Linked DNA regions of Homo sapiens: all the other regions are linked to region 4. Evidence: chromatin contacts called from ENCODE Hi-C or POLR2A ChIA-PET data. All regions are on one chromosome and are shown on one strand. The core of a region is the stretch at or near the end of the contact, and the rest is flanking DNA. Distances in the headings are between cores, read along the strand shown.

Evidence for each region. A loop is a pair of places that touch in the nucleus more often than their neighbours do. ChIA-PET counts read pairs that join two places held with the same protein, here RNA polymerase II (POLR2A). Pooled maps may share reads with other maps.
Region 1: a loop to region 4 is called in a pooled map, with 4 times the contacts of the local background. The contact joins the promoter of ARHGAP17 here to the promoter of LINC01567 in region 4. A Hi-C loop is called at or near these places in 2 of 37 single-sample maps with no recorded cell type and 9 of 50 pooled maps. POLR2A ChIA-PET finds 5 or more read pairs at or near these places in 2 of 52 experiments (A673 and activated CD8-positive, alpha-beta memory T cell).
Region 2: a map with no recorded cell type shows a loop between it and region 4 (2.6-fold over the local background). The contact joins the enhancer-like site here to the promoter of LINC01567 in region 4. A Hi-C loop is called at or near these places in 1 of 168 maps with a recorded cell type or tissue (transverse colon), 2 of 37 single-sample maps with no recorded cell type and 2 of 50 pooled maps.
Region 3: a loop to region 4 is called in a map with no recorded cell type, with 2.3 times the contacts of the local background. The contact joins the enhancer-like site here to the promoter of LINC01567 in region 4. A Hi-C loop is called at or near these places in 4 of 37 single-sample maps with no recorded cell type and 4 of 50 pooled maps. POLR2A ChIA-PET finds 5 or more read pairs at or near these places in 1 of 52 experiments (B cell).
Region 5: a pooled map shows a loop between it and region 4 (5-fold over the local background). The contact joins the enhancer-like site here to the promoter of LINC01567 in region 4. A Hi-C loop is called at or near these places in 1 of 37 single-sample maps with no recorded cell type and 8 of 50 pooled maps. POLR2A ChIA-PET finds 5 or more read pairs at or near these places in 2 of 52 experiments (GM12878 and activated T-cell).

The regions. Positions count from the first base shown.
Region 1 is chr16:25,012,042-25,017,079 of GRCh38, reverse strand. It overlaps ARHGAP17 (Rho GTPase activating protein 17), which reads left to right and starts at 1,711. Exons shown (of 20, transcript NM_001006634.3): 1 at 1,711-1,871. The coding sequence starts at 1,819. It also overlaps the pseudogene LOC100421171. RefSeq lists silencers at 1,573-1,822, 1,903-1,952, 2,013-2,062, 2,123-2,172 and enhancers at 1,486-2,154, 2,155-2,823.
Region 2 is chr16:24,977,444-24,982,007 of GRCh38, reverse strand. It overlaps ARHGAP17 (Rho GTPase activating protein 17), which reads left to right. Exons shown (of 20, transcript NM_001006634.3): 2 at 3,003-3,042. Among named protein-coding and RNA genes, the nearest start is that of ARHGAP17, 36 kb to the left of the region's middle. Within about 2 kb of position 1,752, at least 12 of the 41 ENCODE cell types and tissues checked have a DNase peak (open chromatin) inside an H3K27ac peak, as active enhancers do.
Region 3 is chr16:25,089,947-25,094,645 of GRCh38, reverse strand. It overlaps the pseudogene LOC100421173. Among named protein-coding and RNA genes, the nearest start is that of LCMT1-AS1, 19 kb to the left of the region's middle. Within about 2 kb of position 1,330, at least 5 of the 41 ENCODE cell types and tissues checked have a DNase peak (open chromatin) inside an H3K27ac peak, as active enhancers do; they include B cell, where a contact is called at or near this core.
Region 4 is chr16:24,669,732-24,674,742 of GRCh38, reverse strand. It overlaps LINC01567 (long intergenic non-protein coding RNA 1567), which reads left to right and starts at 3,681. Exons shown (of 3, transcript NR_122072.1): 1 at 3,681-3,816. It also overlaps a transcript of TNRC6A not described here.
Region 5 is chr16:25,046,637-25,051,022 of GRCh38, reverse strand. No RefSeq gene overlaps it. Among named protein-coding and RNA genes, the nearest start is that of LINC02175, 18 kb to the left of the region's middle. RefSeq lists a silencer at 1,201-1,495. Within about 2 kb of position 2,247, at least 41 of the 41 ENCODE cell types and tissues checked have a DNase peak (open chromatin) inside an H3K27ac peak, as active enhancers do; they include GM12878, where a contact is called at or near this core.

The sequences.
Region 1 (5,038 bases), core at 462-2,961, 340 kb before region 4:
TTTAAATTTTTCATAGAGATGAGGTTTTAGTATGTTGTCCAGGCTAGTCTCATACTCCTGAGCTCAAGTGATCTTCCCATCTTGACCTCCCAAAGTGCTAGGATTACAGGTGTGAGCCACTGCACCTGGCCCCAGAAGATAATTTTTTATTTGTCTTTTACTCTATGTTCAAATTCTTCAATTTTTTGGTAGACTCTACTTTTTCAATTTGTAGAGCTTGCATGAATAGTGTTTTCCTTCTCTTGAAGTTTAGAGAGATCATGTACTGTAATTCCTGAGCCACCTTGCTGTAACAAATTTTCCAGTTCTTCAATCTTTTCTTCCTAATTGCTTAGATTTTCTTGATGCTTACAACTTATTTCCCTCAATTTCTGTTGATGAACATTCTGTAATACTGATAATTCAAGCTGATGGTCATCAGTATCCTGACTTCTTTTTTGTTTGAGCTCCTTGATGATATTAATATTTGGTGTTTGTAGTTTGTAGATTTCATTTTCATCAAAACTAGTTGTTCCTCCTATTTTATAAGTCTGAGCAATACATTTCCAATGGCCAACTGGAGACTCAAGTTTTAGAACTTCATTGGACTATCTGTTTATTTCTTGTTATGATGAAATTATGTCATAAAAACCCATGTAAGCGTCGTGGAACACTGAAGCATGATGGGTACCACATGGAATGGAGGGGATGCAGTGTGGATGGGAACCTCCGGCCTTCCCTGAATGTGCTGACTCCAGGGCTGGCTGCCGGTCCTGCAACCGATCCTGTAGTGCTTGCTTTCTTGTTTTAGGAAGGCTCATTTCTACCTCTTTCTGTTGTAATTGATGTCGATAACTTTTAGTTTGCTGCCCTATCTGAAGCTCTGATGCTTCCTAGGTCTCTCCTAGGTCACTAAAAAGATCTTGAAGTCCCTCATTCTTTGATATTAAGAATTCCAAACTGGCATCAGTCTCCTTTATCCCATAGTTAGGGAGCTCTTTCCTTTTTCTATGACATTTAGGAGCACATTTGAGATGTGGCTGATGAAAGAAGCCACATTGCTGCCCATCCAATGCAAAGAAGGGGCTTACCTGGAGCCAAGGCCACCAAACCAGGAAGACATGAGTGTGTGAGCACGTGTGTTAAGGAAAACACACATTGACTTTAATTTTTTTTTTTTTTTTTTTTTTCGAGACAGGGTCTCTCACTCTGTTGCCCAGGCTGGAGTGCAGTGGCGCCATCTCGGCTCACTGCAACCTCTGCCTTTCGGGTAAAAGCCGTTCTCCTGCTTCAGCCTCCTGAGTAGCTGGGATTACAGGCGTCCACCACCACGCCCAGCTAAATTTGTATTGTTAGTAGAGACAGGATTTCACCGTGTTGGCCAGGCTGCTCTCGAACTCCCGAGCTCAAGTGATCTGCCCCCTCGGCCTCCCAAAGTGCTGAGATTACAACGTTGAACCACTGCGCCCTGCTAGAAACAGCTTTTCATACGTTGAAATAAACGAGAGGGTGACCGGGCAGCGTTGGGGTCGGGGAGGCCAGGCGGAGGAGGCCTAGTGGTCTTCTCGCCCGGGGCCTTCTAGCTCTTCGCCCGTGTCAGGTAAGGCACTGTTAGCCTCGGCTCGGTTCGACTCGGCTCTACTCGGGCTCAGCTCGGCTCGGCCAGACCTAGAGGGCGGGCGGGCGGTGCCACTGGAAGTGACGAGGCGAGGGCGGGGCCGCCGGCCCGGGGAGCCACCGCCGCGCCGCCGTTTGGGCCGGGAAGCGATGTAGTAGCTGCCAGGCTGTCCCCCGCCCTGCCCGGCCCGAGCCCCGCGGGCCGCCGCCGCCACCGCCGCCATGAAGAAGCAGTTCAACCGCATGAAGCAGCTGGCTAACCAGACCGTGGGCAGGCGAGTGCGCCGGGCAGCACGGGGGTCGCACCGGGGCTGGGGGCGGAGGGCGGAGGGCGCGGGGGCGGGACGGCTCCTCCGCGGTCCGGCGGCTCTGAGCTGGGCCGCAGCCCCTGCCCGAGACCAGCGGGGCACGGGCCCGGGGGCTGCGCCGCGCTGAGGCCCGAGCGCCGCGCTCCAGGCGGCCCGCCTGTCTCTCAGCGCCGCCGGGCTCCCGAGACCTGCAGGGGAGGGCCGCCGCCTCCTCCGCCACACCGCGGGGTCCCCTGCCCATTGTCCCTGCCCCGGGAGCATCGCCCTCGGGGAGTAGACCCGGTCCTTCTCCTCCCTTCCCGGGGGCCGAGCCAGCTGGGATCGCTGCCCTGGGCTCAACAACGGTGACTTCTGTCCCTAACGCTGTGCCGAGCGCTGTGCTGTGGGGGGCGGCAGTCCCAGGCTTTCCCGGTGCTCCCGCTGTTTGCGAGTCCTTCTCCTGTAAGTGCATGGCGGCAAGAAATGGCTAGAGGGACATGAAAGCCAGCCGGATTTGCTCAGTGAGTTCAGAACGCCCTTTGAGGGAATTCGGAGGTGGTGCTGTCTCAAAACCAGGGCTCCTAGGAACTGGACTGCTGCTGCCAGTTCTTGACATTTAGAAATTAGGAATTGGCGGAAAAGGATTATGGAGACGCCTTGCGCCAATTTAAAAAGTCTCACCTTAGGTTTGGAAACAAATGCTTCTTTATCTTCCTTTGCTACGGTTGAAGTGCTTAACAAGAAACGTTATTGATTATTAAATGGCAGGCTAGACCAGAGTTGGTAGATCAGGTTGTCAGAACAAGAAATGATTTGTGGTTTTTGAGAGTTTCTGGAGGTGACTGTCATGTGCTGTATTATCTGGGGCTAATATTTCAAGGTCTTTCAGGGCAGCTGGCTGTACTGTACCGATTTAGTGTTTATTCAGCAAAGAGATACGAAAGTATGAATTTCTCACAGCTCTTCTTTTGATTTTCTGTTTTTAACAGTTAAGGGGAGTTTGGTTTGGCTGAAGCACGTGGGACACTTCTTTTTTTTGAGTGTATGAAAATACTTTTACTTCCTCTCGAGTTTTCTAAATTTGCTTTTTACTGTTTCATTTCCTCCATCTTTTTGCTTAGTTTCCTTGTTTAATTTTTTCGATTCCCTACCGTATTATTGTGGTGAGAATTAACTCTTATTTTCAGGGTTAATCGCTGCCCCTAAAGCCCAGACAAACCTACTTTTCTGTTATTTGCAGGAAAATTAAAGAAATAATGCTGAGAGGAAGGTAGACGTGTGGTAATGGCGGCTGATGTTTCAAGGAACAGTTTACAAGCACATGATAATTTCTTGTGAGTTTCGTACCCTTGTTAGTGTTCTGAGCAACGTGCATTGTGGAACTAGTATTTAGTAAGTGCCAAGATACATTTGTCAAATAGTCGTTTGGCTTGTTTTTACATTGTTCGTGACAGGTAAGGGACTTTCACTCTTTTTATACAAAGTTCTGAGACTTAAATCTACCAAGCTATTTAGGGTCTCTTTGACTCCTGGGTCATCTTAGAGGCTTCTCCCTTCACACTTTTTTTTTTTTTTGAGACAGGGTCTCCCTTTGTCACCCAAGCTGGGGTGCAGTGGTGCGATCTTGTCTCATTGCAGCCTTGACTTCCCTGGGCTCAAGCGACCCTCTCGCCTCAGCCACCTATGTGGTTGGAACTACAGGTGGGCACCACCACATCCGCTAATTTTTGTATTTTTTGTAGAGTGGGGATTTGCCATGTTGCCTAGGGTGGTCTCGAACTCCTGGCCTCAACTGATCTGCCTGCCTTGGCCTCCCAAAGTTCTGGGACTACAAGCGTGAGCCACCTTGCCTGGCACCTTCACATTTTAAAATTCCGGCCATGCTTGCCTACCTTCAGTTTCCACAGGAGGTCTTGCTTTCTTACCTGCTAGCATCTACTTGGAACTCCTGGAAGCCTCTCCCACCACACCTTTTCTCCAGGCACCTCTTGCTCATTCTTCAGCCTTCTGGGAAAGGTCCCTCTGCCTCTGAAAGGCCTTCTATGATGCTACAGCATAGATTGGATGCCTCTCCTGGGCGTTCTTGTAATCCTGTGTAGCACTTGCTTTTCTGTGCTGTGACTGCCTCTTGTGTGTGTTCTCCATCAGATAAATACCTTGAGAGTCCTTGCTGTGTCTCCTTTGATTCCCAGGGTCTGCTGTGGTTCCTACCCCATGGCCAGGGTGCAGTAGACATTGTTAATTCTGGTATTTGAGTTCTTACTAGATCGCCTTGGTGGTGTGGGCCCGAGTATGGGAAAACATGAAGTGGATAGAGTAGATGGTGATTCATGCTGGAGCTGTAATTCTGGGCCTGACCTTTGACTGTCTTTAAAAATCTTTATTGCTAGATGCCAGTGGAAGCTGAAGCTATTACAGAACTATTAAGGGTGTGGCAATTATGCACCCAAAGTCAGAACATCTGTTTTTAACTGGGAAACCTGTTGCTTCCTTGCTGTTGATTTCCTAGATGTGTGTGTGTATGTGTTTTCTGCTTAAGTAATCAGAAAGGACTAAGGAAGATAAACGGAGGCTGGAGAGTGCCTAGAATTGTTACTGCTTGGAAGTAGGTGGTTGGTTGGCCCCAGAATCAGGATTCTGGGTGTTTTTAGGTCAAGATGAAGGCTACAAAGCAAAGGGTTTTTTTGTTTTCGCCCCTGCGATCTAGGTGGAGAAGGAAGTTATATATGTGAATGTCATGCCCATCGTGTTTTGGTTTATCAATTTGTGGAATTCTAGGTGGTGTCTTGCAGTGAGATATTCTCCTCAGAAGGGAGACCTTTGAGTACTTTCACTGTAAGGTTCCAGGGGAGGGACTTGTAGAGAATTAGTAATGCCTGGAAGGAATGAGTTCGCATGATGCAGTTTGTTTACGATGGGTGGGTAAGTCTATTTGAGAAGACGGCCTGAAACTCACAGGGGCAAGGCTTATGAGGTGGTCTCATGGTGTGAGTGTCCCAAAGAAGAGAAGTAGGATGGTTCTTTTAGTCCACCTGCCTTTTGTTGATTCATGCATTCAACAGACACTTGTTGAGCCTACACTGTGTCCTGTTATCCAGGGTATTAAAGAATCAAAGGTGAATACGGGCATGGTTTCTGCCCTGAGGGAGCTCAGG
Region 2 (4,564 bases), core at 503-3,002, 310 kb before region 4:
TAAACAGTACATTAACATTTTCATATAATATATTCAATATAGTTTTCAGCCTCCAGACCTTTTCATGTAAAGTACCTCTAAAGCAGAGGGTCCAGTTAATTTGAAAAAAATGGCTGGAAATACACTGATTTTCTTTACATTTTAGATACTCTGAGGTATGTTTTCTGTTGTGCATTTGTAGAGCTTGACATTGGACCAATTCTTTAAGTTAGGCACACTTCACCCCTGGCCATATCAATCAAGCATGCTACTTAAAAGTGTAAGTAACATGCTATTTTTAAAAAACCTCAAAACTGTGATTCATGTAGTTTAAAAAGTCAAATAATATAGTAAAAGACTTACCACAAAATACGGTGGGTTCACTCCCTACTCTCTGAGATTTCCCAACTCCAGAAGCAACTACTTTGAAATATTAACAGTTTATTGTGACATTTATTCATATTCATAATTATAAGTAATATGTGTAAACTATCGTTTGGGTTATCAAATTAGTTACTGTCTGTTGACTTTCTGTTCTGATAAATGAGGGTTTAGGGCCCTTTCCCTCTGCTTCTGCTCCCCCCATCCTTTCAATACAGTTATAATTTTTCATTGTATTACTATTTGATATTTATATTATGTCCAATCAATTATTTGCAGCTGAGCATACTAGTTACTATGACTATCTTTATGTTTCCAGTGGACTTTTTGTTTTTCCTGAAGTTAATACTTGCCTCGTTTTTATGTTTGCTTTATTTTCTTTGTGGCTGTTGCAGCACTGTGCTCATAACTGTTTAACAACTGCCAAGCTCCTATTTGAATTGTTTGCAGTTGTTTATGTTTTTGATTTCAAGTACCAGTGTGAGGTTACTGAGCAAGGAGTTGGGAGAAGATGCACATGGTTGGTTGGTCTGAGTTGGCTCTAGCATACCTCTGAGCTATTACTAACTTTCCCACATCTGCTTATAGCCCACATTGGGATTGTAGAGCAAGTTCTTCTCTTCTTCTGTTATTTTTTAAAAAATAATTTGCTCTGAAAAAGGACATATTTGTTCTGATTCTCAGGTTGAATCTCTTTTTTTGAACTTGTGAAAATTTTAATAGGCCTTGAGACTTCTCTGTGTATACTCGTACTTACAGAAGGAAGTCATTTTAGAGTTGAGGTGGATTCTGTGAGAGGTATACAGGGCCCTGTCCAGATTTGGGGGTTTTGGCTAGGGAAGAAAGGCAAAAGTTACCCATTCCCTGGTGGCATTTTGCTAAAGGAGGGATGAGGCATTGGCGAGAGGAATGGGGGCGTCTAATGGTGAAACTATGACGATCTCATGCCAGGTGTGTTCTTGCTAGGCTGACTGTCAGGTTTCTTTTTGAGTCTGGTTCTTTGACCTCATGGTCAGCTGGGGCCCTGCTTCCCTTCCCTAACTGGTATGACTACCTGTGTTTGGCTCTTCAGCAATGCCTGGCACCTTGCTTGCCAAGCAAGGTCTAGGGTAGCATATGTTGGCCTGTTGCTGGTGGAACCTTTTCATAGAGTTGAAAATTGGCTGCCTCTGGAAGCTGGGGCCTTGGCTTTGTCTCTAGGCCCTGATCCTCTGGCCCTGGGAAGTATTTGAGTCAGGTCAGCATTCCAGTTTCCTGCAGAAACTGGTGAGTGAGCCACCCTGTAGGCATCTCCAGGTTGACTGGGACAGTGCCATGATGACAAGTGTTAGAATCCCCCATGGCAATGCCCTGTTCTGGCTAACGTGCCATTGCCTTAAGTGTAGACTGGAGGAGCTGTGCGCTTCTTTCCCTTGCCCACAGTTGGCACTACTCTGAGCTTAGCAGCATTTCGAGGTCATTCTAGGGGTCTCATTTACTTTCTGGCCCAAGAGCTTTTCCTGCTCTTGCATTGGTTCCCGGCCAAGATCATACAATCCCTGTTCTGAATTTCCGGTTCATTGACAGCCTTCCCCTGACTCCCTTCACTGTTCAGAGCTGAAACATACTTTTTCTTTCTCTTTTAAAAATTTCCTTCACGCCAGGCGCGGTGGCTCACGCATGTAATCCCAGCACTTTGGGAGGCCAAGGTGGGCGGATTACTTGAGGTCAGGAGTTCGGGACCAGCCTGGCCAACATGGCAAAACCCTGTCTCTTCTAAAAATACAAAAATTAGCTGGGCGAAGTGGCACGTGCCTATAATTCCAGCTACTCGGGAGGCTAAGGCACGAGAATCGCTTGAATCCGGGAGGTGGAGGTTGCAGTGAGCTGAGATCACACCACTGCAGTCCAGTCTGGGCAACAGAATGAGACTCTGTCTCAAATAATAATAATAATAATAATAAAATAAAAATTATTATGGTCTGACAGTTGAGACTCCGCCAGCTCGGAATGCCCCCTTCTGATTGCTGGCCACCGTGTTGGTTTAATGGAAGGGTTGATGAAATTAGTAGTAGTTCAAAGCATAGCAGAGAAAGTTGTGGAAACACTTAGTTTCTTTTCAAAGTAAGGATGGAGAGGAAATTTGAAGGAGGAACTAATTGTTATTGTGTGTGGTGGTCTAGGCTTGCATCTTTGCATAACGTTTCTGGTTGTGAACTGAAGTTTAAGCTTCTGTAGAACAGTGTTTTCTCAAAGCCATGTCTCTAGACCTCCTGCAATGGAATTCTGAGCAAGGAGTGGCTGTTAAAAATGCAGGGTCTATTGAATTAGAATAGAATATCCAGAGGGACCTGGGAAATGGCATTTTATATCAGCACCTGCTGCCCTTGGTGATTCTGTGCCTGCTCAAATTTGAGAACCACTACTCAGGATCATTTGTTCTTGTTTTGGGCTGCTATTCCCCACAAAGTTTTGCTTAGTTATTTTTCTTTGGTTTTGCTTAAATTGCTCTCTGATGTAAAAATTGGTAAACTGCCCCTGCCAACCCTTCTAAATTTATTTCTGCCTGTTTTGCTTTAAACTCCAGGCTAATAATTATTAAATTTTAGGAGTTGCCTTTCATTTTTGGATTTCTAACTCTGAATTTTTAATTTTTCCCACAGAGCTGAGAAAACAGAAGTCCTTAGTGAAGATCTATTACAGGTAACAAAATATAGTCTCCTTTAAATGATCTGTTTAAAGGATGGAAAAAAATTCCTATGTGAGAATTGAGGCCTGTGGGCTTTTTTTTTTTTTTTTTTTAACCAGAAACAGAATAAAATTAATTAGTGTGATTTTGAGCAGGAAAGAAAACAGTTTTGTTGCATGATGATGAAAAGGGGATCTGAAACCCAGCTACCTGGGTTCGAATCTCACGTCTGCGCTGGTTAGCTTTGTGGCCTCAGGGATTTACTGAACTTCCCTGCGCCTCAGTTTCCACTTCTCTAAACTGAGGGAAAGGCCTTATCCACCTCACAGGTTGTTAGGAGGGTTTAATGAGTTAAGCAGGAACAGCACTGGGAACGGAGCCTGGCACGTGGTAAGTGCTAGATATTAGTGATCTATTATTATTACTGCCACTGCAAGCCACAGAGACTGTCTGTTTCTGACGTGAAACATCCCTTGATTTGCCCTGTGTTCTTCTGCCTTTTTTTCAGTCTCTGTTAGAGCAGTTGTGTGGCATTTCCCCAGGGGGCTGTGCATCCCAGCGGGGCAGAACCAGCATTTATTTGCTGTTGATTCTTGAATACCTTGCACAGGAACTCAGTAGACATGGGCCCTCTCAACGAATATTAAATGAGCACCTTCTGTTTCTGTGAAAGATAACGTCCCAGGCACTGGGAGAAATCAGTGAACAAAACAGATCCAGGCTTCTGTCCTTGTGGAGTTTACATTCTAGTGGAAATTGGAATCAAAATTAAATCATGGAATTTGTTCATTTTTTGCTTTTCTCTGGTGGCAAATGAATGTGGATTAGTTTTCTAATGTTTGAAAATCTGGTCATTGCAAGATTTGGGGAAGGTAATGTGGAATCTGCTCCTAAATCTCCCATTGCCTGCCAGCCCTGAGTCCTGGGGCTATGGGCTTGGATCTGAAGAAACGCTGCCCTTTTGAGAAAGAGGCACAGACCATCTCGATGCGTAAAATGGTTTGGGGTCAAATGTATTCTGTTTTGAATTTGTTGATTTATCTTTAAAATAGAAAGCATCCCAAAGGGCCTGCTCTCATTCTTCATGAGTCATCAGAATACACATTTTTGGCATTCCTTCCTGTAAAAAGCGGCTCTCTTTGCCATAAACAGCCATATTCTAGCAATAGTATTTTGGGAAGCTGCTTATGATGCGTGGGTCCCCTAAGTCAGTGTTTCTTATTGCTGACTGTCCATTCTGCTTTAGAGGTTTATTTAAAACACACACACACACACCCCAAACCCAATAAGGAATAATTTTGAAAACACAGATCTTGCAGTTAAATTGTGGAACGTTTATTTTGCTGCTTCTGTCTGATGTACATTGTGTGGAAGGCTCAGTTGCCATGAACTGGAGAGAGCTCTTTGGCATCTCTGGTTTTTTCCAGTTGGCAGTGGGTCTGGGCCCGGATCATTCATTTTCATTTCTGCCTGGTCCAACCTGGTGCTTTTCTGGTGCTGTAGTGTGTAAACTGACTGGCGCCACTCAGTGTGATA
Region 3 (4,699 bases), core at 81-2,580, 420 kb before region 4:
TGCGTGTGTGCTAACTCCTGCCCCAGGTTTTTGAGTTGAGTTTCACTCCCTTCATATTTTTGGATCAGATCTCTGTGGTTCATCTGACACTGAGAATCGTCATCACTGTCAATTAAAAGCTTTGCCTGAAGTTGACAAAGTTCCTCTTGGGATTGGGCTGCTCCCTGCTGCATATTTTGCACTGTGGTCACCAGCTTCTCTTTCCACACCTCCACTTTCTTAACTGGCTGTTTTAAGATATCGAGTTCTTGTGGAAGCCCCTCATACTGATTGTTAGTAACAGTTACAATGTTATGACCAGTGCTGGATGTTTGCAGAATTGTCGCTAAAGGCTGACATTTCTGACTTAATGCATCTGTTTCAATATCTTTTTCTTGATTGAGATGTGATGACTTCAGAACATTGTCTATAAACCTTTCCTGACCACTACTAGTGGGTGATTTTTTATTTTCCTCTTGTAGCTCACACAGGCCTCCTTCGTTGTCAGCAGTTACATCCATTCCATGGTGATACTCTCTTTCTAGATAGCTGTTTTCCCTAGCTACCTCTTTCCAAACAGCTGATAGTTCTTCTGTTTCCAAAGCAGGTGCTTGCAGTTGCTGCTGAAAGTGAGCAACACCCTTGGTGTCAGAGGCTGAAGCCGTTCTAGCCTGAAGGCCCGGCACCTCCACATCTTCCTGCTGGATGATGTGAGTGAGTTTGCCCACCTCACTGATGGACGGCTCATCCATCCATTTAGTTAAAGTCATATTCTTGTCATGTAGAACTTTAATCTCCAGTTCTTGTTCTTTTGTTCCTTTCACTAATCTTTCAGTTTCCAGTTTACATGAATCAGGCTTTTCAGTTCCATCTTCTGTATGAAGACACTCAGCTTCTGTTGTTTGAAAAACATCGTGGTCTGTTTGAATGTAGTCTCGTTTTCCACACAGGTGGGTTTTGATTTGTTGTTTTGCATTTTGCAAGTTCTTAATTTCTTCATCTTTGGCTGAAAAGCGCTGGGTGTGTGTGATATTCATTTGCTCTTGCTGGCATTTAAAATCATCCATTTCCTGTTTCTGGTCTTGTAAAGACCAAAGTAGTTGCATCTTACTGTGCAACTGCTCTTCAGTTATCTTTTGATATTTTATTTCTGCCTCAAAACTATTGTTGTTTCCTTTCAGTTGAGATACCTCAGTTTCTAGTTCCATAATTGGATCTGCTCTAGGCTTGGCCATAGGTGCGGTTTGACTATGTTGAAATGTCTCATTCAGTGGTTCTATGAAGACCACACATGCTTCAGTGTCCTTGATTTCACAGTTAGGGAACTCTTCCCCCTTATCTGTTCCCTGTATCAGCACATTTGAGATGTGGTTGATGAAGGAAGTCACATTGTTGCCCACTCGCGCCATGGAACGGCCTAAGCCAGAGCCAGGGCCCCCAAACCAGGAAGACATTGGTGGATCTTAGAACTGATCTGCTGTCCTTCGTGAAAAGCATCCAGTGCACTGGGATTCGCGTCCAGTCTGGGCAAGTCAGGGAGGCCCTGTCTTTTTTTTAAATTTTTTTTTTTTTTTAACTGAGACAAAGTCTCACTCTCTGTTGCCCAAGCTGGAGTACAGTAGTGCAATCGCGGCTCACTGCAACCTCTGCCTCCCGGGTTCAAGCGATTCTCCTGCCTCACCCCCCCAGTAGCTGGAACTACAGGCATGTGCCACCATGCCCGGCTAATTTTTGTAGTTTTAGTAGAGACGGGGTTTCACTGTGTTGGCCAGGCTGGTCTTGAACTCCCAACCTCGTGATCCACTCACCTTGGCCTCCCAAAGTACTGGGATTACAGGCATGAGCCACCGCGCCCGGCGGAGGCCCTGTCTTTAAAACAGACATTCACAATGAGGCGTTGCTAGGCAGCGCCTACTCAGAGGGTCACAAAGGGTAGGATGCTGCCTGGCAATGCACAGGCCTGGCCTGGGGCGTCACTAGGGCCAGACTGGTGCTCATGGGCCTCTGCTCATCCCCACACCTTCCCACCCTCAGGGTTGGCGCCCTCTCCCTCTGCATTAGTGACTTTCCTCTGTGCCACATGCAGCACCTGCCACCCAGCCACCAGGACAGCTGCTCAGAAACCCCAGATGCTTTTCCCTGAGTGTGAGTGTGAGCGTACATGTTAAGAAAAACATTGCCTTTCATTTTTTCTAAGTGGCACCGTACACTCCATATGTGTTCTGCATCTTGTGATTTTCATGCCACAGTTACTTTGTTAAATGGAGGTAAAAATTTACACTGTGCCACACACCCATCTTAAGAGTACAAATCAGTGGGTTTTGGCAAACGTCTACACCTGCACATAAGCACTACCCTAAGGAAGATAGTGAACATTTCCATCATCCAAAAAGTTCCTTGTCCCCTTTGAGATTCACCTTCACCCTTCTGCCCCAGCAAGCCTTGTTCTTGTCTCTGTTTCCATGGTTGAGTTTTACATGTTATTGAAGGTCACCACACAGAGTATCCTACGTGTACAATCCCTATACCTGGCTTTTTTCCACATGTGTTTCAGATCTCAGCAGGGTAGTGAGTTTTAACTCCCAAGCAATTGCTTCATTAATGAATGGATCCATCAGCCACAGTATATAAAGGTCCTAGTAGATTGCAAGGCACCAAGTTGGTGCCAAACACAAGGCCGATTTTCATACACTGCAATCAGCTAGAGGGTAGGCAGGTGGTGTGGGAGTGGCTGGAGGCCTGATGCCATTCGAGTATTGAAAAACTATCAGGCCAGGCGCGGTGGCTCACGCCTGTAATCCCAGCACTTTGGGAGGCAGAGGCGGGCAGATGACCTGAGGTCAGGAGTTCGAGACCAACCTGGCCAACATGATGAAACTCCGTCTCTACTAAAAATACAAAAAAAATTAGCTGGGCGTGATGGTGGGCACCTGTAATCCCAGCTACTCGAGAGGCTGAGGCAGGAGAATTGCTTGGACCCAGGAGGTGGAGGTTGCAGTTAGCCAAGATCGCGCCACTGCACTCCAGCCTAGCACACAGAGCAAGCCTCCGTCTCAAAAAGAAAAAAGAAAAACCATCAGTGGTTCTCTGTTGCTCCCTAGTTCCATGGCAGGCAAAGCCTTTCTTTGCAGCCACCTCCTGTTCTATCCCCTACTGAGTACACACTCCTCCCCAAACCCTTCTCCCCATGCTCTTTAGTTGTCCTGACTTATCTGAGGTCCACTTGGACTGTTTCCCTGCTTTCCTGGCCACACAGCTCATTGCTCTTCTATCTGTGCCCCCATAGAGCTCTCCTCAAGGATGACTGTTGACATCTCTGTCTTTCCCATGAGCTCCCAAAGGTGGGGACTGTGTGTCATTTGTCCCTCCTTTTTATTCCTTCCCGTTTCTTGACATTTAGCGTGAGCTCCATAAATAATGGCCACATTAACCAAGATCTGAGATCCTCAATACCTTGGATGAAGTCCATCCTAGGATATGTGGTTTATACCTGGGGACTTGCTTTTGCTCATCTATGAATGTTCAGCTGAGATCTGCTGGTGCAGGTGTTTCTGTAGCCTCATTAGCAGTGGTGGGAAGCCCAGCAGCTTAAGACGTTAGCTTCTGATGCAGGGTTCACTAACTCTCCACATATTCTGTCCCTGAGTTTCTGTTTATCGTTTGCCTGTGATTCTCTTTGGTGCCATCCCACACGGTGTTATCACAACCAATCCTGTGTTTTCATTGAACGTCCTGCGCTACTCCTGCTCTAAGTCTGACTAGCTTTTTGTCTTTGTGTGGTCTGGGCTCAACAGCCACTTTTTCCAGAGAGAAGCTACAACAGCTTGATAAGTTTGGAAAGGTCATTCTTAGATAAGACTTGGGATTTATCTGAAGGTTGTTATTATTTGTTGTAATTCTCAGAATAGCTAACACTCCATGAACCCTCACTAGGTGCCACCAAACACATTAAATGAAGTACATAACATGGTGTTCCTAAACAACCACTATGGTGGTGGTATCATTATTATTATTATTATTTTATGGTTATGAGTATTCCCATTTCACAGTGGAGGAAACGTTGCTTAGTAAAGCGTACCTGTGAGCATCTAGGCCAGGGATTCAGAGTCTGATTTGACTCCAGAGCCATTTCTTTCTCTTTTTCTTTTTCTTTCTTTTTTTTTTTTTTTTTTTTTTTGAGACGGAGTCTTGCTCTGTCACCCAGGCTGGAGTGCAGTGGTGCGAACTCGGCTCACTGCAACCTCCGCCTCCCGGGTTCTAGCGATTCTCCTGCCTCAGCCTCCTGAGTAGCTGGGATTACAGGCACGTGCCACCACGCCTGGCTAATTTTTGTATTTTTAGTAGAGATAGAGTTTCACTATGTTGCCTAGGGTCTGCAGCTCCAGACTCAGGAAGCCTGCCTCAGCCTCCCGAAGTTTCAGGATTAAAGGCGTTAGCCACTGCGCCTAGCCTCCAGAGTCATTTCTTATCACTCTGTTTCTTATCACTGAGTTTATTCTGCCTGAGGGCAAGAGAGTAAAGCCAATTTAAATCGTGCACTTCCGAGCTCCTTCTGGGCCGCCCTAGAATCAGGGCATTATCCCATTTTAAGTATACAAAATGATTCTTAGTAAATTTACAGAGTTATGTAACCAGCATCACTATCCAATTGTGGAACATTTTCATCACCTCAAATAAGAGCCCTCTTGCCCCTTCTAAAGTTAATCCCTGTTCCTAACCC
Region 4 (5,011 bases), core at 2,432-4,931:
AAGATGTGTGTGTGTGTGTGTGTGTGTGTGTGTGTGTGTGTGTGTGTGGTGGGGGCAGTGTTGTAAGAGAATAAATAATATTTAAAAGAATTACTTTACAGAGTCTCAGCTTCTGTCACAATACATTGAATTTGCCTGCTTTTATGTGGAACTCCGTTGCAACGGAGAGGAAAGGATGGCCCACTTTCACCTAAAATCCAGATTCTATAACTTGCAAAGTCTCTTTCCAATTAGTTCCAGATTATTAATGCCATCCTGGCAAACTGATAACTCACTGTTTAGGGCACGCTGAATCATTTCATACTATTTTATTTTATTTATATATCTATATATAGTTTGAGACAGAATCTCGCTCTGTCACCCAGGCTGGAGTGCAGTGGCATGATCATAGCTCACCGTAGCTTTGAATTCCTGGGCTCAAGTGATCCTCTATTGAATTTAAACTTAATTTAACTGAGACCAGCCTGGGCAACACATCGAGACCTTGTTGCTACTAAAAATAAAAAAATAGCTGGCGTGGTGGCACAAGCCTGTAGTTCCAGCTACTCAGGAGGCTGAGGTGGAGGATCACTTGAGCTGAGGAGGTCAAGGCTACAGTGAGCTATGATCACACCACCGTATTCCAGCCTGGGCGACACAGCCAAACCCTGTCTCAAAAAAAGAAAAATAAAAAAGATCATAGATTAGAGACAATGGTTCCCAGCTCCCTTTCCTCTGCTGCAACTATGATGGAAATGTTTTGGATGGTATCTGATGCCAAGCTCTTCTGAGAATGTTACCTGACGTGGATGCACCAAGCTGCACGAGGGTGAGGACTTTTGTCATTGACAACTGTATCACTTCAGCTAGTGCCCATTACACGGTTCTCACGAAAATATTTCTTGAGGCCGGACATGGTGGCTTATGCCTGTAATCCCAGCATTCTGGGAGGCCGAAGTGGGTAGTTCGCTTGAGCCCAGGAGTTCAAGACCAGCCCTGGGCTGGCAAAAGTCTGTCTCTACAAAAATTAGAAAAATTAGCTGGGCACAGTGGCGTAGGCCTGTAGTCCCACCTTCTTGGGAGGCTGAGGTGGGAGGGTTACCTAAACCAGGGAGGTTGAGGCTGCAGTGAGCCGTGATTGCACCACTGCACTCCAGCCTGGGTGACAGAGTGAGACCCTGTCTCAAAAACATAAATAAATAAAATAAATTTCCTGAATGAGTTGTTGGAAGATTGTTTCACTGCTCGAGCTGGTGGGATTCTCACACCCTGCCAGAATCTACTTCCTTATCTTTGCCTGGGACATGGCCCCTTGCAAAGTGGACCTACAGGCATCCCTCGGTGAGCGAAGCCCTGTCTCTGGGAAGGCTGTGGAACACAGTTCCAGAACATAGCTTTGAAGCCCAGTGGACCAGATTTGAGTTCACTTTGAAATTTGATAGCTGTGTGACCTTCAATCTTGGTCAAGTTACTTACTTTTCTACTTACCCTCAGGACTCTCATTATCAAAGTTTGTACACACACAGAAAAGTTGAAAGAATAGTACTATCTTTTTTTATTTTTATTTTTAATTTTTAAAAAATTTTTGTAGAGAGGGAGTCTTGCTTTGTTGCCCAGGCTGGTCTCAAACTCCTGGCCTCGAGCAATTCTTCCACATCTGCCTCCTGAGTAGCTGGGACTACAGGTGTGTGCCATCACACCTGGCTAAGTTTTAAAATATTTTTTGTAGAGATGAGGGTCTCACTATGTTGTCCAGGCTGATCTTGAACTCCTGGGCTCAAGCAATCCTCCTGCCTTGGCCTCCCAAAGTGCTGGGATTACAGGTATGAGCCACTGTGCCCAGCCAGAATAGTACTATTGATGACACAATGATGAACTATCTAGGTTCAAAAATTGTTAATATTTTGCTGTATTTATATGTAAATACATGCATATGTATGTAAGTATATCTACAAGTAAGTTACAGGCATCATGACACTTCTCTAAATACTTCAGCCTGTATCATCTAAGAAGAACAGGCCAGGCACAGCGGCTCATGATGCCTGTAATCCTAGCACTTTGGGAGGTTGAAGTGGAAGGATCACTTGAGCCCAGGAGTTGGAGACCAGCTTCAGCTATATGGCAAGTCTCCTGTCTCTACAAAAAATAGCAAAAATTAGCCAGGCATGGTGGTGCATGCTTGTAGTCCCAGCTACTCAGGAGGCTGAGATGGGAAAATCGCCTGAGCCCAGGAGGTTGAGGTTGCAGTGAGCCGTGATCACACCACTGCACTCCAGCCTGGGTGACTTCGTGAGACCCTGTCTCAAAAAAAATAAACAAGTAAAAAATAAACAAAGGGCCAGGCGCGGTGGCTCACGCCTGTAATCCCAGCACTTTGGGAGGCCGAGGAGGGCGGATCACGAGGTCAGGAAATTGAGACCATCCTGGCTAACACGGTGAAACCCCATCTCTACTAAAAATACAAAGAAAAAAAAATTAGCCAGGCGTGGCGGCGTGCGCCTGTAGTCCCAGCTGCTGGGGAGGCTGAGGCAGCAGAATGGCGTGAACCCGGGAGGCGGAGCTTGCAGTGAGCCGAGATCACGCCACTGCACTCTAGCCTGGGTGACATAGCAAGACTCCGTCTCAAAAAATAAATAAATAAAATAAAATAAACAAAGAACACTTTCCTACACAAACACAACTCCCGAATCACTCTTGAAGAGAATTAAAAATGATTTCCTAACACAATCTCACATGCTGTCCATATTAAAATTTCACCAACTGTCCCTCAAATGTCTTTTTATGACTGTTTTAATTTTTCTGGTCAGGATCCAATGTAGGATCAGAAATTGCATTTGGTTTTTGTCTCTTTACTCTTTTTTTCTAGAAAAGATTTCTACCCTTTTGTAAGTGACACTGATTTTTATTTTTTAATTTTATTAAGACAGGGTCTCACTATGTTGCCCAGGCTGGTCTTGAAGTCCTTGGCTCAAGCAATCCTCCCACCTCGGCCTCCCAAAGCGCTGGGATTACAGGCGTGAGCCACTGCACCTGGCCTGACATTGATATTTTTAAGAGCTCATCCAGGCTAGTTGTCATGGAAACATCTCACATTTTGGATTCGTGTGATTGTTTCCTCGGGGTGTTTTCTAGGCTCGATTTCCCCATCTGTGAAATGGGCGCAGTGACAGTAGCCACCACATGGGTACCACATTCTACTCCCCAGGCAGTGCGAGAACTGCAGGGCATAGTGCCTGCACAGCGCCTAGTGCAGTGTCTGGCACATCACGGATGCTGAATAAATGAGCCATTGCCATCACCATCATTCCAACCAGCATCCTCCACCTCATCACCACCAGCATCTTCAGCACCCCAGAGTCCAAGCCGCGTCAATGCGCAAACTTGTCTCATTCTTTCCTCACCCTTCTGGAATGTCTTATGCCCCTCCTGCTCAGTTCCCTCTCTCCTGGAGACCTTAAGCGATGAAACTTAAGCCGTATGAATCTCTTAGCCCCTCCAGCAACTGGAGTTTAGCCTCACCCATCTTCCTAAGGACAACCTCTCTTTTTTTTAGAATCACAATTTTCTGACCCCAAATGGTTTAGACACAGTGAGGCATTAACGGTGTCATGTCCACCCAGGGAGCAGGCGGGTGCTTCGTCATTGCTGGTGCTGGTGGTGGGTGACCTTGGCGCGGAGGCTGTCGGTGCGGCAGCTGCTGCAGTGCTGTCGGAGGGTTGCTGGGGAAAGGAGATTGGCTGGCGAGGAAGATGAGGAATGTGCTGCCAGGAGACTGGGATCACGGCCAGATGCTAATTACGATGGCCTGGGGGTGCTGGTACCCCCTGTCAGCATCATGTAAGGAAGTGTGGGGGCTGGCGGGAGTGGGGGAGGTGAGAGAAACGGGCAAGGTGAGAGGGACTGACAGGTTGGAGAGATCCACTTGTTCCCCAAGGGTCCACCCTCCCTTCAGACCCAAGCTGTCTGGGAGAAATTGTGGCTGTCACCATAGCAACAGCAGCAGCTGATGCGTGATGCACAGTGTCTGTTAGAGAAGCTCGGTCAAGCTTGTACCAGTATTTTTCCATCCGAATCTCATTTCTTCAGTGAAATGAGAGAGATCGGAGGCTGGGCAGGGCACAGGTGGGGCCAAGCAGGTATTTGGAGAGGGAGTACAGACAGGAGAGTTCTCAGATAGTCTACTGAATTTGAAAAGAATACAGATTGAAGAGAAGCAGATTTTTACATTACTAAGACATCATTTAAATATCCAGACTGCTTCCAAATTCCCTTAAATTATACATGAATTGCTGAAACAGCAGCCCCGTAGCCTCCAGAAAGGTGCAACGCATTGCATCTGGGAGACCCTTGCGGGAAGGGTTGTTTCTGCAGTCCTGAAGGGCACCAACCTGGGAGTGAGACTGACCTTAGACTCCCAGCTCTGCCACTTCCCAGCTAAGTGGCTTTGGGCAAACTATTTTCCCACATTAAGCCTCAATGTCCTCATCTGTAAAATGGAGATAATAAGAACAGCTGGCTGGGTGTGGTGGCTCACGCCTGTAATCCCAGCACTTTGGGAGGCCGAGGTGGGTGGATTGCTTGAGCTCAGGAGTTCAAGACCAGCCTGGGCAACACGGTGAAACCCCGTCCCTTCTTAAAATACAAAAATTAGCTGGGCATGGTGGCATGCACCTGTAGTCTCAGCTACTAGGGAGGCTAAGGCATGGGAATTGCTTGAGCCTGGGAGGTAGAGGTTGCAGTGAGCCAAGATCACGCCATTGCACTCCAGCCTGGGTGACAGAGTGAGACTCTGTCTAAAAAAAAAAAAAAAAAAAAAAAAAAAGTAGCTGCCTCATAGGGTCATAACGAGAACAAAATGAGTGGATGCATATAGCATTAAGCCTAATACTTGGCTCATATAATGAACCCAGTAAATGGTTGCTATTATTACTATAACAACTACTTCTATTACTGTTGGTGCTACTATTACTATTACTACTCTTACTACTAAAACAAGTACTGTTATTCCTCCTCCTGCCAGCACCATGGGGAT
Region 5 (4,386 bases), core at 998-3,497, 380 kb before region 4:
GGATTAGAGACGTGAGCCATAATGTGGGTTTTGAAACATACCCACCTGGATTTAGATGTTCCTACCCCTGAACATTTGTTTTATCCCTCATAACACTTGAGTTGTTTAAATGATATGCGTATGTGTACGTGTGTGTATCTGTTTGTGCGCATAAAGTCATGTGTTGCTTAACAATGGGGATGCATTCTGAGAAATGCATTCTTAGGTGATTTCGTTGTACAGACAGCACAGAGAGCACTTACGGAAACCTAGATGGTACAGCCCACTACACACCCAGGCTACATGGTATAGCCTATTGCTCCTGGGCTACAAATCTCTACAGCACATTACTGTATTGAATAATGAAGGCAACTGTAACACAATGTTAAGTATTTGTGTATCTAAACACAGCTAAACATAGAAAAAGTACACTACAAATACAGTATAAAAGGCTAAAAATGATCCACCTCTATAGGACACCTGCACTGAATGGAGTTTACAGGGCTGGAAGTTGCCCTGGGTGAGTCAGTGAGTGAGGGGTGAGTGAGTGTGAAGACGCAGGACATTACACTGTGTAAACTTTAAAAGCAGTGTATGCTAGCCAGGCACAGTGGCTCACGCCTGTAATCTCAGGACTTTGGGAGGCTGAGGTGGGCAGATCACAAGGTCAGGAGTTCGAGACCTTCCTGGACAACATGGTGAAACCCCGTCTCTTCTAAAAACACAAAAAATTAGCCAGGCATGGTGGCACATGCCTGTAATCCCAGCTACTCAGGAGGCTGAGGCAGAAGAATCGCTTGAACCTGGAAGGTGGAGGTTGCAGTGAACTAAGATCGTGCCACTACACTCCAGACTCTGTCTCAAAAAAAGAAAAAAAAAAGAAAAAAAAAACTAAGACACAATCACATACATTATCCTAGGCCTACACAGAGTCAGCACCATCAATATCACTCTCCACCACCTCTACATCTTGTTCCCCTGGAAGGTCTCCAGGGGCAATAACATGAATGGAGCTGACATCTCCCAAGATAATGATTTCTTCTTCTGGAATATTTCCTGAAGGACCTGCCTGAGGGCTTTTACAGTTAACTTTTTGTTAATAAGTAGTTGCTCTGGGTGAGTCAGCAAGTTGTTATTCTAAAATAACAATAAAAAGTACAGCATAGTAAATACATAAACCGTTAACACAGTTTTTTATCATGATCAAGTTTCATGTATTGTACATAATTGTATGTGTTACACTTTTATAGGACAGGCTGCACGGTAGGTTTGTTTACACCAGCATCCACATAAGCTCATGAGTGATGTACCGTGCTAAGACATTAGGACAGCTACGTCACTAGGTGATAAGATAATAGAGCTGAAAAATTCCCGTGGGACCGCCACCACCATATATGCGGGCAGCTGTTACCCGAAGGCATCACTGTACATGTATTTGAGATTGCAAAATTCAACTATGTTCAGCATTAAAATCTCAGATTTAGAATTTCAACTGCATGCTGCTTGTGGTCTGTAAGATATGGCACTACCTCCAACTTTAATTCTATTGTTCTTTTATACCTTTTAGTTTCATTTTTAGTTTCTATTTCCTGTTGGTTTTATTATTGGTTTATAAACGGAAGGCAGGAAGCAAAATCTTTTTTTTTTTTTTTTTTTTTTGAGACAGACTCTCATTCTGTCGCCCAGGCTGGAGTGCAGTGGCATGATCTTGGCTCACTGCAACCTCCATCTCCGGGGTTCAACTGATGCTCGTGCCTCAGCCTCCCGAGTAGCTGGGATTACAGGCACCCACCACCATGCCCGGCTAATTTTTGTACTTTTAGTAGAGACGGGTTTTCACCGTGTTGCCCAGGCTGGTCACAAACTCCTGGCCTCAAGTGATCCGCCCGCCTCAGCCTCCCAAAGTGCTGGGATTACAGGCATGAGTCACCACGCCTGGCCAGGAAGCAAAGTCTTAAGGGCAAAAGACGCTGTACTGAAACAGAGCTAGGCTTCGTCTCCCTTCCTCCTTTCAGGGCTGTTGCTAGTATACAGCTAATGTGCCAGGACTTAAATAGTAGCTGGGATTACAGGCACCCACCACCATGCCCGGCTAATTTTTGTATTTTTAGTAAAGACGGGGTTTCACCGTGTTGCCCAGGCTGGTCACGAACTCCCGACCTCAAGTGATCCGCCCGCCTCAGCCTCTCAAAGTGCTGGGATTACAGGCATGAGTCACCACGCCTGGCCAGGAAGCAGTCTTAAGGGCAAAAGACGCTGTACTGAAACAGAGCTAGGCTTCGTCTCCCTTCCTCCTTTCAGGTCTGTGGCTAGTATATAGTTAATGTGCCAGGACTTAAATGCTGAGTCACCTAAAAAGCTGAGCCTCAATCCTCAATAACCAGGAAGACTCATATAGGCTGCAATTCCCTTCCAGAGGAGACTGCCCGTGTTGCCTTTTGCTTTCATCTAATGTCTCTTTACTTTACAAAGAATAATATGATCTAAAATCTGTCTCTGTTGTAAGCAGTCACTGAATATTGGGCAAAGCATAAATGGCAAAGGGAGCAACATTCACACGAAGGTAAAAGAAATGGGGAAACCCAATCAGAAAATTCTCTTGGATCAATGTTCTGTATCTAACTCAACAAAAAGCCAGTAAATACAGAATATCATGCAAGATGCCACAGACCTGAGTAATACCAAAGTACTTTGGGAAAAGAATAAAACCCTTACCACGTATTGCAAATATTATATGGTTTGCCTGTACATTTTCTTAATGTATTTATTTTTCCTTTGTAGTAAGTGCATTTTGTGTTCTACTCACAAAATATCTGCCCACCCCATGGTTGCAAAGATATTCTCCCATGTTTTCATGTGTAAGATTTACGATTCTAGCTTTTATGTTTAGGTTTATGAACAATTACCAACTAATTTGTGTGTATGGCATGAGATGGGGTGAAGGTTAATTTCTTTCCTCATGTGAATATCCAGTTGATCTAGAATTATTCATTAAAAATAATTTCCTGGCTGGGCAGTGGCTCACACCTACAATCCCAATACTTTGGGAGGCTGAGGTGTGAGTACTGCTTGAGCCCAGGAGTTCGAGACCAACCTGGGCAACACAGTGAGACCCTGTCTCTACAAACAAAAAACAACAAAACATTAGCTGGACATGGAAGTACACACCTGCATTCCCAGCTACTTGGGAGGCTGAGGTGGGAGGATCACTTGAGCTCAGGAGGCTGGGGCTGCAGTGAGCCATGATCATACCACTGCATTCCATCTTGGGCGACAGAGGAAGACCCTCTCTTAAAAAAAAAAAAAAGAAATTAAATGACTTTCCTTCCTTCCACCAGAAAATTGACTTACTCGCTCTGGGCAAAAATCAACTGACAGTACGTATGCAGGTCTATTTCTGGACTCAGTTTCACTGATATATTTGTCTATTGTGATGTCAAGACCAATGTTTTGATTAGTGTAGCTTTATAGTAAGTCTTAAAATTAAGTGGTATAAAAAATTAGCAGTTTAAGTTCTCCAACTTTGCTCTTTTTTTTTTTTTTTTGCTATTCTAGATATTTTGCATTTCCATATAAATTTTAGAATCAACTTGTTAGTTTCTTCAAAAAAAAAAACAAATAGGATTTTAACTGGGATTGCATTGACTCCATAGATCAATTTGGGGAGAACAGACATCTTAATATCAGGTCTTCTAATATATGAACAAAGTAACCTCTTCCTTATTTAAGTATTTATTAATTTCTCTCACCAATATTTTAGTGAGAGAGTAAAAGTATTCTCTCACAATACTTTTCTGGTAAAGGTGTTTTCATGTCTTTCATTAGAGTTATTCTAATGATTTTTGATGCTACTGTTTTTATGCTGTTTTTCCTTTTTTCTTTTTTTGGGACAGGATCTCTCTGTCACCCAGGCTGGAGTGCAGTGGTATGATCACAGATCACTGCAGCTTCAACCCTCCCAGTCTCAAGCTATCCTCTCACCTCAGCCTCCCAAGTAGCTGTGACTACAGGTACTCGCCACCATACCCAGCTAATTTGGTTCACTTTCTTGTAGAGACAAGGTCTCACTATGTTGCCTATGTTGCTCAAAGTCCTGGGCTCAAGGGATCCTCCCACCTTGGCCTCCCAAAGTGCTGGGATTACAGGTATGAGCCACCGTGCCTGGCCTGATGCTATTGCAAATGGTATTTTACATTTTCATATATATATATGTTTCATGTATATATGTGTGTGTGTGTGTATTTACAACATATATATATCTGATAAAAATATTCCAGGCTGGGCGCAGTGGCTCATGCCTGTAATCCCAGCACTTTGGGAGGCCGAGGTGGGAGGATCGCCTGAGGTCAGGAGTTCAAGACCAGCCTGGCCAACATAGTGAAACCCCGTCTCTACTAAAAATAGAAA